2 separate regions of the Homo sapiens genome follow, and region 1 is linked to region 2. Evidence: read pairs that join two places in POLR2A ChIA-PET (ENCODE). Cell type or tissue: K562. All regions are shown on one strand. Links, peaks and the distances in the headings refer to the core of each region. The heading gives the core; the rest is flanking DNA. Region 1 has its middle 19 kb from the start of OSBPL6. Region 2 overlaps OSBPL6 (oxysterol binding protein like 6).

Region 1 (7,231 bases), core at 4,577-7,076, 97 kb after region 2:
TAGAAAATATAAAGAAATCTTAGAAAGCAAATAGACCTATGTTTTATGCTACCTGGTTCTAATTATTCTATTTATTTTGGTTTATGTTAACTTTAAATTTATATCCCCTAAGTCATATGGTTCAGAGATATGTAAGATTTGGTTAATTCATTCTTTTTTCCAAATGTTTCTGTCTAGAAAATCAATTTTTTTTTGGAAAGGTGATCACGAGTTATATTTTTGTTGCTATTAACCATTTGATCTCCTGTTTATTTGGTAAGCCACAGGATCTTAGTCAGGTACAAATCCGTTCAAGAAGCAGGTTGATCAAGCATTTAGAACTTGATTCAATGTAAGAAGCAGGGTAATAATGTTTCTTTTCTTAAACACACCTACAATTTTGATTTCTTCCCTGCCCCTGCCCCTGTGACATAGCATGTTTCATAATATATATTGAAGGTTTATAGGTTTGTATATCTTCCAGTTTTTTAAGGTTTTTTTTTTTTCACAGTCTTGCTCTGTCACCCAGGCTGCAGTGCAGTGGCACAATCTCAGTTCACTGCAACCTTGGCCTCCTGGGCTCAAGGGATCCTCCTGCCTCAGCCTCTTAAGTAGCTGGGACTACAGGTGTGTGTCACTACACCCGGCTAATTTTTTTTGTATTTTTGGTAGAGATGGAGCTTTGCCACATTGCCCAGGCTGGTCTCAAACTTTTGGACTCAAGCAATCCGGCCGCCTCGGCCTCCCGAAGTGCTGGAATGACAGGTTTGAGCCACCGTGCCCAGCCTATCTTCCAGTTCTCTAGCCTCAATTAAAGGATTCTAGGTAGATTTCAGCAAAACTATTTTAGGCCTACAGTGAAGTGAAAATACAAAGCTCAGTTTACACCAGTCTAAGTCTAGGGAGATAATCAGAATTTGATTAAGACAAGAACAGAATAAATGTGCCCCTAACTGCCAGAAGGATGTCTCACCAACAAGGCCGACGTGGTAAAAAACTACTAATCTCATTCATCCCACCAGTTTCTCACTACACATTAGTGCTTTCTTGCTTTCCATGTCCCTTTTTGTCCATCTTATATTCCAGGGTCCACTGTTATAATAATTTCTCCCATAAAATTTCCTCAATTCCTGAACTGCTCTTTCTGATTGGCTATATTTGAACCCTGTAAGAACTCAAGTACCCTAGCTACTCTTGCTCTGCATGTGACCAGCTGAACATTGGTGGAGAAAATTACACATTGACTTCACTCTACCTTTAGAATCTTAGTTCTCAAAAGTACTCATTATACAACACAGCAATCATACGACTTTTCCTGTAGCTTTCTTTTTTGCTCCCAAAAATACCATCTCATATATTCTTCTCCATCCTCAAATCTGCTACTCCATACCACTTCAAACCTCTATCTGACAATCTTGCATCATTCTTGTTGGGAAGTTAGAAGTTCAAACAGGAAGTTATTGCTTTCCATTTCACCCATTTACAAACCTACCTGCATCTAATTCTATCTTCTCTTTCTTCCCTCCAATTACCACTGATGGATTCCCCCTCTTCTCAGAGGCCAATGGCATAGAAAACATGTGTCCTGGATACCAGTATTCTGGCTACCTCAAGGACTTTGCTTCTTGAGTCATCCCTTCCCTCTACTGTAGGATTAGCCACTTCCTCTTTCTGGGATCTTTCCAAGAGTATACAAGCATGCTCTAGGGCTAACCATTCTAAAAAGCCTCCCTGATCCTTTTCTCATCTCTCCAGCTGCTGCATGCTCCTCTGTTCCATTTCATAGCTAATTTTCTCTACCTTCTCCTTCCTATTCCCTCCACAGGCCATTTCTATCTATTTAATAGCTTCTGCCCTACTATCTGCCAGACTGCTCTCATTAAACACCACAGGTTGGTCTTAGTGACTTCCATGTGGCTAAATCCAATGTACGACTTTCTATCTACATCTTACTTGATCTTTTACCTGCATTTGACAAGTTTACTACTTCTTCCTTGAAACACTCATTCTTCTTTCTTGATTTCTGGGAGACACATTGTCATGATTTTTCTTCCTAACTCTGACATATCTCTTTCAATTTCTTCATGGTGCTCATTCTATTAACTTCTTTTTTGCTTGTTTGTTATTTTTTTGTCTATTAACTTCTAAATGTTGGTATTTCTGAGCTTTCATCCAGGGTCACAGATGGTTCTCTTCTCTATGTAATCCCTCCTTGCAAATCTCTTTTCTGATCTACAGACACTGTTTTCCAACTTCCTACCTAACATCTCCACTTAAATGTTTCACAGCATTTCAAACTTTACATGTTCAAGACTAAACTCATTTTATTCTTACCAAACCTCTAGAGTTTCTAATTTCAATAAATGATACCACATTCCACTTAATTGCTCAAGTCTAAAATTTCACTTCTCATATCTAATCAATCATTAAGTCCTGCTGTTTTTACCTTCCAAATATATCCAGTATAGTAATGCGGACTTTCCATTTCTCTTTTCTCTCACTGGAAATCTTATAAAAACAAAAGAAGGAGAGAAAGAAGAAAAGAAGGAAACGCACAAGAAATGTTTCCCGTTAAACTAAGGAAACAGCTAAAATCTTAAACCAGAAAACAAATTATGTGGTTCCCCCAAAGCAGGGAAGATCATGCAGGAATTCACATTAACAAAAGCAGAAAGAGTGTTTGCAGATGTAAATTTCATAAAAAGATAGCAAAGAACATTTCTTCAAGGTAAAAAGTATGTTTTTATTTCCAAAATCTCAATACCTTGTTTCTAACAGTAGGGACAAGGCATACATGCTGGCCACGAAAGCACGCCTGGACCTGGTTTGGTTCTGAGAAGTGGCAGAGGAAAACTTAAGTGAGAAAACATATAGACAAGCCATACTATAGGAAGCAGTCTGTCTCTATGGCAGAACCAGGGGAAAAACGCATTGTGAAAATTTTCTGCCTGTTTACTTTGGCTGAGGAGAACTGAAGGCTAAACAAAATTACATAAAATCAAGACTATAAAAAATGTTCCACTAATCAGTAAGTAACCCTGGTCCTTCTATTACATGAACCTTTTTTTTTTTTTTAGACGGAGTCTCGCTCTGTCGCCCTGGCTGGAGTCCAGTGGTGCAATCTCGGCTCACTGCAAGCTCTGCCTCCCAGGTTCACGCCATTCTCCTGCCTCAGCCTCCAAAGTAGCTGGGACTACAGGCACCTGCCACCACGCCCGGCTAATTGTTTTTTTGTATTTTTAGTAGAGACTGGGTTTCACCGTATTAGCCAGGATGGTCTCGATCTCTTGAGCTCGTGATCTGCCCGCCTCGACCTCCCAAAGTGCTGGGATTACAGGCGTGAGCCACTGTGCCCGGCCTACATGAACCTCTCGCATGTAGTGGCACAGGAGAAACTCAGCTGTTTCAGTGATGAGTAATCAAAAAGGAATATGCACAGTATTCACACAAAGATGCTACACAAAAAAAAAAGAAGAACAGGAAGAAACAAAGGGTTGATAAAACACACTTACAGAAAAAATGTTTTCATAAAGCAGCTTACAATTATGATCAAACATTTTACCACTGACCTTAAACATAGAATGAATGAATCTCCTCATTGAGGAAGAACCACAAAGCAAAAATATAAGAGCTTATGGAACAGATGTTAACACAACAGGAAGAAATGAAATGTAAGCTGATAGAGCATATGGAAGGGAAGAGAAAAAAAATGTAACCATTGCAGAAATAAAAGCCAAATGGGAAGGAATATGTAGGTAAATATGCCCCGTTGAAATCACAAAAAGGGATATATTAAGTAGAAATGAGGAAGTGAGCAAAATGAAATGGAAATGAAGAGATTTTTAAAAGGATTAGATAGCAATAATTGATATAAAAGGCAAGCAAAGGAGAATCAATTGCCTAATTGAAGGGTGGGGAAAACAATTAAACAAAAGTAAGGAAATAATACTTAAAGATATAGTTGTAGAAAAGTTTCCTAAGATAAAAGAATACTTAAAATCCTAAAATTGTATCTTTTCTTTTCTTTTCTTTTCTTTTTTTTTTTTTGAGTCAGGGTTTCACTCTGTCATCCAGGCTGAAGTGCAGTGGTACAATCACAGCTCATCACAGCCTTGACTTTCCTCGGCTCAGGTGATCCTCCCACCTCCTTCTCACAAGTAACTGGAACTACAGGCATGTGCCACCACACCCAGCTAATTTTTGTATTTTTAATAGAGATGGGGTTTTGCCATGTTGCCCAGGCTGGTATCAAACTCCTGGACTCAAGCGAACTGTCCACCTGGGCCTCCCAAAGTGCTGGGATTACAGGCGTGAGCCACCATGCCCAGCCAAAATCGTATCTTGAAGGGACCCAATTTATTCCAGGAGAAACTCTGTTGGAACAATGACTGAGCCATACCCTATTAAAATTGTGGAACTTTAATCAAGGTGACATCAACAAGAAAGCAGACTAGGAGGTCTTAATGCTTGTCCCTCCATAAAAACAACAATTAAACAATCACCTACTGACAAAAATAGCTCTGGGATTGCTCCAGATTACAAAGAAGAAGCTGCAGCAAACCAGTGGAGCACAAAACCAAGGATGCCCATATAAAAAGCATAGCAAACATTTTACTCACATTATCTTGTCCCCCAGTTCATCACAGCTCAGCACCAAGATGGACCCCCTTGGCTGTGACCTCCTCCCAGTGGGAAAAAACAGACTAGAGGGATTCTGGCAACCTTTGCCACCAAAGACTTCAGCAGTCCTTACCACCGCTGCAAACACCTGCAGCTTTTGCCACCAAGGACCACCCTTCTCCCCAGTTATCGCCAACACTGGTATCAGCTGATGGAGCTGATCTGAGTCCATGCCACTATGCTCTCCAAGAGGAGCAGCTACCACTGCAGCCCCCTTGTAGCTGGAGCTGGCATTCTCATACCTATCTGTAGATTAATGTCTTTTCCCATTGAAGCCAGTCCACAAAGTCTAGAAGAGGTGACTGCTCCCTCAAATATTCAGACATCCCTGCAAGGCTATAAGGAACACAAAAATTCAAGAAAACATGACATCATCAAAGGAACACAATAATTTTCTAGTAACTAACCTAAAATGAAGGAGATCTATGAATTTCCTGACAAAAAATTCAAAATAATTGTTTTAAAGAAGCTCAGTGAGCTATAAGAGAGTACGGATAGACAATTCAATGAAATGCAAAAAATAACACAAGAACAAAATGAGTTCAGCAAAGAGATAGAAATAATAAAGAAGAACCAAACAGAAATCCTGGAGCAGATCAATACAATAAATGGCATGAAAAATGCAATACAGAAATTAAACGGTAGACTCAATCAAGCAGAAAAAAGAACCTGTAGATCATTTAGGCCGGGTGTGGTGGCTCATGCCTGTAATCCCAGCACTTTGGAAGCCAAAGAGGGTGAATCACCTAAGGTCAAGAGTTCGAGACCAGCCTGCCCAACATGGTGAAAGCCTGTCTCTACTAAAAAATACAAAAATTAGCCAGGCGTGGTGGCATTCACCTGTAGTCTCAGCTACTCGGGAGGCTGAGGCAGGAGAATCGATTGAACCTGGAAGGCAGAGGTTGCAGTGAGCTGAGATTGCGCCGCTGCACTCCAGCCTCGGTGACAGAGCGAGATTCCATCTCAAAACAAAACAAAATGAAACAAAACAAAAAAACAAAAGAATATCGGCTGATTTCTCAGCAGAAACTTTGAAAGCCAGGAGAGAGGGAGATGATGTATTCGAAGTACTGAAAGAAAAAAACTGCCAATCAAGGATAAATTATCTTTTAAAAATAAAGAGGTAAAGCCTTTCTCAGACAAACAAAAATGAAGGTAGTTCGTCACCACTAGACCTTACAAGAAATGTTTAAGAGAGTTCTTAAAATTGACACAAAAACATGCTACACAGCAAAGTGAAAACATGAAAGCATAAGTCGCACAAGTAAAGGTAAATATATAGACAAATACAGAATGTAGCACTGTAATGGTGGTGTTTAAGTTACTTTTAACCCTAATAAAAGTTAAAAGATAAAAATTGTCAACGGTATACAATATAAAAAGAAGCAAGCTGGGTGTGGCGGCTCACACTTATAATCCCAGTGACTCAGGAGGCTGAGACAGGAGGGTCCCTTGAGGCTAGGAATTTGAGACCAGCCTGGGTAACATAGCAAGCCACCATCTCTAAAAAAAGAAAAAAATTAACTGGATGGAGAGTTGTGCCCACAGTCCCAGCTACTTGGGAGACTGAGATAGGAAGATTGCTTGAGCCCAGGAGTTTGAGGCTGTAGTGAGCTATGACTGTGCCACTGCACTCCAGCCTAGGTAACAGCAAGCCCCCATCTCTGAAACAATAAAAATAAATAAATTTATAAATTTATAAGAAAGCAAATTCTGACTACAAGAACATAAAGTGTTGTACGGGAAGTAAAAGTTTAGTTTTTGTATGCATTTGAAATAGTTATCAACTTAAAGTAGGTGGTTACAACTACAAGATATTTTATGCAAGCCTTGAACTAATTGCAAAGAGAAAAACCTACAATTGGTACCTGAAATATAAAAGAGAAATGAATCAAAGCAAATCACTGCAAAAAAAATAAATAACAAAAAAAAGCAAGAGAAAAAGAGAGAGGGAAAAAAAGACTTTAAAACAGACAGAAAACACTTAATAAAATGGCAATATTAAGTCCCTACCTATCAATAATCACTTTTTGAGATGGAGATTTGCCCTTGTCGCCCAGGCTGGAGTGCAATGGCACAATCTCAGCTCACTGCAACCTCCACCTGCCGGGTTCAAGCTATTCTCCTGCCTCACCCTCCCAAGTACCTGGGATTACAGGTGTGCACCACCACGCCTGGCTAATTTTTTTTGTTTTTAGTAGCAACAGGTTTCACCACGTTGGCCAGGCTGGTCTCGAACTCCTCACTTCAGGTGATCCACCTGCCTCAGCATCCTAAAGTTCTGGGATGACAAGCATGAGCCACCGCGCCTGGCCAATAATCACTTTAAATGTAAATGGATTAAAATCACCAATCAAAAGGCATAGAGTCGCTGAATGGATAAAACAACAGGATTCAGTGCTACCTTGTCTACAAAAGACTCATTTTAGATTTGAAGGCACACATAGTCTGAAAGTGATGGGATGAAAAAAGACATGTTACGCAAATGGTAACCAAAAGAGAAAAGGGGTAGCTATTCATATATCAAATAAAATAGACCTTAAGTCTAAAACTGTCTCTAGAGACAAAGAAG
Region 2 (10,308 bases), core at 4,876-7,375:
CTTTCACTGAATTGCCTGAGGATTAAGCAAATTAATGCATGTAAAGTGTTCATAACAGTCCAGGCATACGGAAGTGCTCAAATGTTCTGCTGCTGCTGCTGCTTCCCCAAGTCTCTTCTCCCCAAGTCAGCTTTACTGGTTCCTCTTTTTTTTTTTCCCTCTTTTTTTTCTCCGTTTGGCTTCTCCTGAGTGACCTTGTCTCGCTTTGAGGCCTTAAACCTACCATTTGCTGGAGACTACTCAATCCGTCTCCTCAATGCTGACCTCTTTTCCAGATTGCATTTCCAATTTCCTACTGTCGATTCCATTGCAATATATCAAGGGCACCTGAAACTCAGTGTGTTCAAAAATCAAACCCATTATTATTATTATTATCATTATTATTTTTGAGACAGAGTCTCACTCTCAGGCTGGAGTACAGTGGTGCAATCTTGGCTCACTGCAACCTCCGGCTTCCGGGTTCAAGAGATTCTCCTGCCTCTGCCTTGTGAGTAGTTGGGATTACAGGCGCCCATCACCATGCCCGGCTAATTTTTGTAGTTTTAGTAGAGACGGGGTTTCACTATGTTGGCCAGGCTAACCTCAAACTCCTGACTTCAAGTGATCCACCCGCCTCAGCCTCCCAAAGTGCTGGGATTACAGGCGAAAGCCACTGTGCCCAGCACCATTATCTTTCTGCCCTTGCCCCTTTTCCTTTCCTTATATTTCCTTAGTTAGTGACATCACTCTATATCCTTACTTCATGCTAGAAAATAGTTATTTTTCCATTACCATTTCATTTCTCTACTCCCAGTCATTATCTCCTCCAGGCCATCTTTCATTGTCATCGGAGTTATCTTTCTTAAAACATAGATTTGATCATGTTATCCTGTTGCTCAATTACTCTCTATTGCTTGGGGAAAAGATCTGTGGACCTAGGAGTGCGCTTCAGAGACTCTGGAAAGTGTCTGAAATTGGATACAAAAATTTCTGTGTCTTTCATTTAAAAAAAAAAAATCATGGTCCTAGAGGACAATTTTTAAACTGCTCAGCAGGGTACAATCTGAAGTTTAAGTTGCATCCTAGTCACACTCCTATATCTGAAACATACTGTTGAGTGGACAACAAAAGAGATGTAAATATATTTTTGGTGTCTGGATATTGTAATATTGGTTTGAAATTTCTTAAATTCAAAGTTTCACCTTATAGAGAATACATAGTTATAAATATGTAGACATACATTGTGTTTACTTAATTAAATCTAGGGACACCCTTACTGGTGTCCCTGGATTTGAATGAGATCAATGGTAAAGACCGGAGGCCTAACAGCCTAGGTTCAAACCCTGGCTCAGTCAATTGCCAGTAATGTGACCTTGGGCAAGTTACATAGCTTCTGTTCCATGATCTGTGAAGATGGAGAGAGTAACAGTACCTGCCTTTTGGGATTATTCTGAGGATTAAATTAGTTTATTATGTACAGTTTATTTATTAGTTTATTTATATATAGCACTTAAGACTACATAAGTGCTTGCTATTATCATAATTATTTATTGAAAGCCAAGACTCAAGTTTGCAAGAGATAATCACAGAGCAAAAAAAAAAAAAAATTGACCTCGCCCACATAAGCCTCAAGCTTTAATCAACTGAGTTAGTTAGCCAGAGAATACTAACAAAGATGGCCCTCTTCACTAATGTTTTTATCAACTGAAAAGTGTTGCAAGCCTATCTGATAAAATTCTTTTACTAGCTTGCAATAACTAAAAGCATCAGCTCAGAATATTTCCAAGGCACACTATAGGTACACTAAAATAATTACTTTGAATAGAAAAAAGCCAGAGCTGCTCTTTCCTGGGCAGCAAATCAATGGGCATCTCATTGCTTACCACGTGCCCAATGTAAAGGGAAAATGCTAAGTAGGAAATTGGGAAGAAAGATAAAGGAGCTCAATGACTCAGCTTTCAAACAAGCTGGTGTCTTGTTTGCCAGAGATATGGGCTATTAGGCATTATCAACACCCACCTGGCCAAGAAAAAAGCTGTGAAATGTAGATCCCAATATCAGCAAATCTATGGACAAATCAAAATAAGTGTATGCTGTATGCCTTAGCTGACTTTCTCTGAGTGATATGGTTATGCGATGTATTTGCAACTGCCTCTGTTTAAAATTGTCAGCCAAAAAATGCTATTTTCACTCATATTATAAATACTGCAGTTGTATAAACAGTAGTATTTGTTCCCCAACAAACTGCCAAAAGGATCACTTTACTGTTTATTAATGGCATAATAATCAGACCTTAGGTTAAAATACTTTTAATTTACTTGTTTACTTTTTTTTTGAGACGGGGTATCACTTTGTCACCCAGGCTGGAGTGCAGTGGCCCAATCTGAGCTCACTGCAGCCTCCACCTCCCAGGCTCAAGCAATCCTCCCACCTCAGCCTCCCGAGTAGCTGGGAATACAGGCATGCACCACCATGCCTGGCTATTTTTTGTAGAGATGGGGTTTCACCATGCTGTCCAGGCTGGTCTCAAACTGTGAAGCTCAAGTGATTCACCTGCCTTGGCCTCCCAAAGTGTTGGGACTACAGGAATGTGCCACAGCCCGGCCATATTAAAATACTTAAGTTAATACTGAAATTAGAGAAAGACAGAATAAAGCCGAAATTCCTTAGCCTACTATTAGAGATCCTTCATGATCTTACCTCAACTAACTTTCCACCTTCCTCTTCCAGGATATACTTCTTGAAATCTTCAAGCAAATGAAACGTCTTGCAATTCCCCCAATCATACTCACTCTTTACCCACTCTGTGCATTTCCTCTACCTAGAACAGTCTCCCCATTACATCTCCAAAGTCTAAATCCCATCCTTTTCAGGCCCTGTCTGGATGACAAGAAGCCATTCTCTGTGGCTCAGTGGAATTATCCAGGATCTTAACTTTCATAACTTTCACTCAGCACCTATGGGAATTTCCTCAGCCCATCTTGATCAAAGTTACTAACACATGCCTTTTATTTTCAAGACTGGATGCTCTCTGAGGGCAATGTCTACAACTGCTCCATCTTTGTAAGCCCACCTGCACCATTTGCACTTATGCCCATGGCAGGTGCTCATGCTTTTTGCTACAGTATGCAAGAAGGATGCTAAAGTGTGCTAAAGCTCAAGTGACTGATCATTTAAACCAAATGGACAAGTACCTGCACTCAGACAAGTTTTGCTGAAGAAAGACTTCAGTTAAAAAGATATGCAATGAGACTTGTTTCCTTGTGAAGCAAACTGAGAGAGGAGAATTGTAATGCTACTCCCAGGGCATTTACCGACTAGTGATCTGCCAACAGCTACTAACGGTGGTGCATTAAAAGCTTCCTTCCCATTGAGGTAACTGATAATATACTTCCAAATTAGATAAATCATAAGATAGCTGATCCTGTCTTTCCCCTGCTGCAAACTTAAAATACTGTTTGCCTCTGGGGCCTTGGATCAAGAGCTTTCAAGATCTGCGTATACAGTGATCATTTCAATCATCATCTCTAATATGCCTTTAACACTAAATATCCAAGTACCAAAATGCAAAAATTACATAGTCTGATACATAACAGAACCCCCAAGTGCCAAGACAGGGAAAGATTAACAAAAGTATATCCAAACATCAGCAGTCTGATACTACTTGGGCAGAAGTTGACAAGTCCTAACATGGCACTTGGCAGTAACTGAAATGCTTTTTGGATCGCCAAGTGGAGGCTGACTTCACTCTTACATGAAGCTCCAGGGCTGTGCTGAACAGTAAGTTCTTGCCAGACCACTGGACAGCTGCCCACTGTCTGCAGTCCTGTGTTCACAGATGAGATTTCTCTGGCTATTCAGTTCAAAACCTGTTACGTAAATGAGTTTTGATATTCACTCTTGGACAAAAGTAATTTCCCTAAGCCTCAAATCCTGAAAGAACAATCTAAGTCCTAAACCAGATGAAAGAACAGACTTTTACAGAACTGTCTTGACTAAGTTGTGCTAATGGGAAATTTTCTGTTGGGTCCTCTATCTGGTAGGGCTTTCATATCAATGACATCTGGAACATTCAGTCTAGAATATCACATTTCTAGTATCTATTGGATTACTGGAATGGCAACTGAATCCTTGGGCAGGGAGCAGGAGATTCTAAGTGTTTTAATTGAGTCAGTCTTTAAAATAACTATTATGTATATTCTTTAAAGTATAAACATGTTTGTCACATGCAAATCGAGGTCAAAATAATGTTTAAAAATTATTAATAAATTAGGTGAACACTGTTAGTAGCACTGCCATAAATTATACAGTTTTTGAAATGATAAAATAGAGCCTCAATAAGTCTAAGGTTTGCATAATCTGTAACATTTTTCATATATAGCTTTACTGAATAACCCTGGCTGAATTTCTCTTTTTTGTTTTGTTTTGTTTTTAAGCAAAAACAAAACATTGTTAAGCAGCCGAATTTCTCTTTGAGTCAGTTCTTCAGTCTCCCAGTCTGCTTTGAGGGAATTATTTCAAGCTGCCCCATTTCTTAGGCCTCTTGCTGTATCTCTCTTCATCTAGATTTCCATTTGGTTTCCACAGTGACTTGTTTGCTCATTAGAGCACAACAAAATTTAACAACTAAATCAGGCATATTAGCATTCTTATGACTAAAGCTTCCTGTATTTAAATAGATGGTATTGTCAGTAAAATTGAAATAAATTTTAAAATGCCGAGACAGTGAACAATGCCATCCATTACAATTCAAAGCTGTTCTTCTGGAAATATAATTTGATGTCATAGGCTGATTTAAAAAAAACTGGATAGGGCAAACAAGGTAGACTATGATTTCCTTGAAATTGAGAGCTTCCTTTGGGCACAAGTGGAAGTCTGTGGTACTGTGTAAAGATAACATGGTTTCGGAGTTAAACAGGCTTAATTCCAATCCCAGTGTTGATGTTTTCTAAATTTGAAGCCCTGGGCAGGTTACTCAGCCTATCTGACCCTCTATTTCCTCATCTGCAAAATGGGGATTTGGCCTGATAAAACCTAGTTCAAGTTACTTTTGAGATTACAGGTAAGGTGTTCAGGGCCTAGTACTGTAAACTTTCTAACATAGATCAACTAATATTAGGTTAACATTTTTCTTTTTCAAAACCAAGACCAATGGATTATTCTAACACCTCTATATACATCATACTTTCTTCACACTAAAAAATTGCCATCTCTGGGAGAAATTACATCCCCAAAAGATTAAAAACATTCATATCAAACATCCAACTTTTGTGAGGCTCATAGAAATAAAGACCATGAATTTAGAAGTTCAAAGCACCACAAAGAATAGGCAGCTGTCATGCGGTGAGTGGCTAAGAGCCCCGTGTCTGGAACCATGTCGGTTCACATTCCTACTCTTCCACCCTCTAACTGCGTGACGCTGGGAAAGGTATGCCTCCTCTCTGTTCCTTGGTTTCCCTATCTGTGAAATGTGGCTACTAAGAGAGTGTCCACCTCACAGAGTTGTAATGAGAATTAAACAACACTGCCTGGTATGTAGGAAGTGCTCAATGTTACCTTTTATTATTATTAAAGCAGCTTTGCCCAAAAGTCACATTGCACATATTTCCAGATTCAAATCATTCATAGTCATGCTTTATGATTCTCCCTGTTCATCTCTCTCCACACAAAAAGAAAATAAGAGGTCATCTTTGATAAGGGAGCCAAATTGAAGAATTTCTTGGAAAGCATTAACTGCCTGATTGCTGTTCTCCATGGTGCAGACCTGTCCTGAGCCTACCCCCAACCCTGCTGCAGGGGTCCTATCACAGGCTCCCTCTTTACTACCAGGCAGTCCGCAAGTCTGGCCTACTCAGGGAGCAAAGAGAGGCTGTGGCCACTAACCCATACCTGAACAAGCCAGTGTGTTATCGTCCGCCCTGCCTGACATTCTGCAGCAGTAGTAAAGCAAGAGTTATCGGCACAGAGCAGACTCTCAATTAAGTTGGGATGAATGACATGAACCTGGCAAGTGATAAAGCTGGAAGCTTTGATCTCCATAAAGGTCAGAATTCAGTAACTGGCTGCCACTATGCTTTTCCTATTATTTGCCTTCCTAAGTGATGGCCCTACCTCAGGATCCACTTGAATACTGACCGAATGCCTATATTGTGCCTGGCCCTGAGCATGTGGCAGTAGGAAATCAGGTACTATTCCTGCTCTCTGGAGCCTACTCTGTAATATAACAAGGCCCTGAAAGGGAGAGGCAGGGTTTGGAGTCTGGAAATATGAGTAATGCTAACACTGGGAAAAATTCATTCCCTCCCTCCCTTGGGTTGCAATGACCAGAGTCTTTATACATTTTAAATGAACTCTACTGACATCTACAAAACAGTTAAGGATCCATATTTAAATTCTCTTACATTGCTGTTGGGAAAATGAATTGGTATGACCACTTTAGAAAAATGTTTGGCAACATCTTCTAAAGGTACCAATACTCTATGACCCAGCAATTCCATGTTATATACCCAAGAGAAGTGAGTATTTATGCCCATTAAAAGACAAATTGTTCATAGTAGCTTTATAAACATTAATAGTAGTCCCAAACTTAAACTAACCCAAATGTCCATTAACAACATAATATTGTGGGACCTTCCAGGTTGGCAAACACAATGAGGTCCTGGAAGAGTGACACACCCAAGGGGGGCACAGAAGCTCTACATGCCCTCCTGGCCCATCCCCTCATGTCCTGCCCTATACCTCTCTTCTGTCTGGCTGTTCCTCAACTGTATCCTTTATAATAAACTGGTAAATGGTATTAAAGAAGAGTTAAATGAGCAGAGAGCTATACCCTGGCCTGCCAATACTGACACACAGGAGAACAAGAGCTATGCAAAGCAATATGGACCAATCCAAAAAGCATACCCTCAGCACAAACACAAAGTTGCAGATTGAAGCTCAGTGCACATACAATCATGCAGGAAGCACTGGAGGCCATCTTAGGACAATGGGGCAAAAAGTCCAAAGATGGATGCCAACATGCTCAGGAAGGAGGAAAAAATGGGCAGGCGTGTCACTTGCTGCCATCTCTGAGCTCTACCAACCCAGATGTGAACCTGCCTCAATGCTCTGGCTATAAGGAGGAATAAATGTCTCTATTTTCTGGGAAAAAAAAAAAGACAGAGAGACAAAATATAGAATATTGTGGAATAGTCATATGATGAAATAATAAACAGAATAAAAAAAGAATGATTCATGCAACAGCATGCAACAACATGGATGAATTTCAACATAAGAGAGGACCATTGTATAATTCCATTTATATGAAGTTCAAAGACAGGCTGCACTAATGTGTGGTGACAGCAATCAGAATGGCATTCCAAGGGGAGTATGGACTGAAGAAGTCATGACAGAACCATCCAACATGCTAGAAATGCTCTATATCTTCATCTGGAGGTAGTTTTGTGTATCCATATAGATATAAAAAATAATCACAGTTACATTTAAGATGTGTGTACTTTACTATAATTACACCTTTTAGAAAATTTAAATAAGGGCCAGGTGCAGTGGTTCACGCCTATAATCCTAGCACTTTGGGAGGCTGAGGCGGATGGATCACCTGAGGTCAGGAGTTCGAGATCAGCCTGGCCAACATGGAGAAATCCCGTTTCTACTAAAAATACAAAAATTAGCTGGGCATGGTGGCAGGTGCCTGTAATCCCAGCTACTTGGGAGACTGAGGCAGAAGAAACGCTTGAACCTGGGAGGCAGAGTTGCAGTGAGCCAAGATCACATCATTGCACTCTAGCCTGGGCAACAAGAGTGAAACTCCATCTCAAAAAAAAAAAAAAGAAAATTTAAATAATCTAAAAGCACCATATTTACTTTAAAACCTTTAGTGTTCTCCAGCCTTGAATCAGTCATTCACTCAGTAATTCATTCATGCCAATATTTACTCAACACCTACCACTATGGTAAGCACTGCAAGCCCACCACGCATGGTCTTCATCATTAGGAAGTATGGATATTAGCAGAGAAAATCACTCCACTGATAGCGTCATTCATTTGGCAATAAATCACAAACTACTTTCTGACACCTCATCTTTTTTTTTTTTTTTTGCAATTACTTGACATTTTATATGTTGCTTATAGTTACAGCTGGTCTCAATTTAAAATGTAAATTCCTTGGTTGTTCCAAACTTTTCTATGCTGTTAAATGCCTAGTGCAGTATCTTATACACAGCAGGCAGGTGACAATTTCACATTTAACCTGTTACATCACAGTACTTTTCTTGGCCTCAAGTTTTCTGGCCAATGTTCTTTTTCTCTGGGTTTTCATTTTTCTCTGCCCCTGATGAAACCTGAAAATCACTTACTAGAATAATATATAGCTTATACTTACATATATCCTACAACGAGAGTATTAGATGTAGCTTTTGTTATTTTCAGTTTTCTTTTCATCCTATAATAGAGCTTAAGAGTATGGGAGAAGTGAAGTGGGGAAGGTAAAGACATAATAGATAGACTCATGTCATTGAAGAAAATGATAAACCTTGTTTTGTTTTTTTTTTTTTTTTTTTTTTGAGATGGAGTTTCACTCTGTCACCCAGGCTGGAGTGCAGTGGCAAGATCTCAGCTCACTGCAACCTCCGCCTCCTGGGTTGAAGCAATTCTCCTGCCTCAGCCTCCTGAGTAGCTGGGACTACACACACAAGCCACCATGCCCGGCTAATTTTTATATTTTTAGTAGAGACAGGGTTTCCCCATGTTGGCTAGGCTGGTCTCGAACTCCTGACCCCAGGTGACCCACCTGCCTTGGCCTCCCAAAGTGCTGGGATTACAGGCATGAGCTACCATGTCTGGCCTAAACCTTGTTTTGACAATTTGCAGTGCATTGGCAAAAACAAAAATAGCCATGTCTCTCTGGCTCTCCTCCCCATGCTGCTCAAGACCCCACTGACACCATCTGTATCAACATGTCCAGAAAACATCCTTGTGAATGACACAGAGAGTTCCAGTCTTATCTACCTCCTAGTATTTTTTTAAGTGCAACTTTTCTAAGGGTCACTAATGTGGAAAAGATTTAAAAGTACCAGGAAAAAGCTTGGACCCCACAATGGAATGTGGTTAACAATAGTAATAATTGCACTTACAAATGGGGGCAAGTTGAAAGAACTTTGAATTGCTTTAGTTTCATAATTTTCTTTTCTGTGGTCTTGTTGCACATAGTGATTCTTGAAGCCACCTGTTATCACTGGAGTGAAGAGACTGTGAGGGGCGGTGCTCTGAGGTCTCAACCTCGCTCCATGTGTTAAGGCTTTGTGTTCATGTTCCTGCTGACCTGCAGGATCCGAGCAACTGAGTACCATCTGCTCCCTCACAAGAGCCATGCCCACCTTACAGACGGAGCAAGCTGATCAACCACAAGCCCGGTGGCTTCTGTGGTAGAGCATGCTGACATAACAGAACTGGCTTCTGTTTGGTTCTTTCACTGTTCAAAGGCAGAATCCCAAATGCCACAGGATTTCACTTTCCATCCTCTTCTGAGACACCAGCTCACTGTAAATTATAAGGTATCATCCTGGGTGCAATCACTGTAAGTCATACTCTAAGTTGTAATAGGTCAATAAACAGCTGAACACTTAGTGTTATCCTACAAAAATCAGAAACACACATATATGGGGCTCCAATAGTTCACGGGGCTCACTGTGGTCTTCTTGCGATTGAGACCAGAATCCCCAGCATGCCCCGTGAATCTCAGTGTGATCTGCCCCTGCTTCCTTCCTTGCCTCATCCCACACCATGTTACTCATCCTCTTAATTCCTAAAGCAAATTCTGTTTCCTTGGCCCGAAAAACACTTCTTTCCCTTTCCTTAGCATCTAGTTAATCCCAATTCAGCCTAACCGTCAGTTCCCTGGGGAAGTATTCTCTGATCCTGCAGGCTGGGCCGGATCTCTCTGCTTTGCAGTCTCATAGCACCTGCATTTTTGTTTCAGCATTTATCACAGTTTGCAATTAGAGATTTCTGTGATTTTTTTCAGGCATATGTTTTACCCACTAGTCTGCAAGTTTCTCAAAGCTACATGATGCTCAATAAATATCTGTAGAACAAAGTGGGGAGGGAAACACAAAAGGAAGGAAAGAAGGTAGAGGAGGAAAGGGGAGCGAGAGAGAAAGAAAATAAAAAAGTTTACGAAGGTAGTGCCTGCTTCAGTCTTGTCAGATTTAGGCTAGTGACAGGGCCTAAATCCAACCCAGATTAGACTCCCCACCAAAAGGCTGCCATGCTTCCAAGAGCTGTGATAAATCTTCCCACTTAAAGCCACCACAAAAAAGAACCAGTAACCTC

The links. ChIA-PET counts read pairs that join two places held together with the same protein. Peaks named below come from ENCODE experiments on the same cell type or tissue, not always from the same donor. Only the 100,000 strongest peaks of a DNase experiment are listed, where the experiment ranks them.
Region 1: POLR2A ChIA-PET joins it to region 2 with 6 read pairs; 2 of 35 experiments call an interaction of 5 or more read pairs at or near these places.

The regions. Positions count from the first base shown.
Region 1 is chr2:178,171,660-178,178,890 of GRCh38, reverse strand. No RefSeq gene overlaps it. Among named protein-coding and RNA genes, the nearest start is that of OSBPL6, 19 kb to the left of the region's middle. In K562, for the core only: no CTCF peak of the experiment used is centred there; no DNase peak of the experiment used is centred there; H3K27me3 peaks cover 730 bases.
Region 2 is chr2:178,265,586-178,275,893 of GRCh38, reverse strand. All of the region lies in intron 1 of OSBPL6 (oxysterol binding protein like 6), which reads right to left. Among named protein-coding and RNA genes, the nearest start is that of OSBPL6, 76 kb to the right of the region's middle. In K562, for the core only: no CTCF peak of the experiment used is centred there; a DNase peak (open chromatin) is centred at 5,903.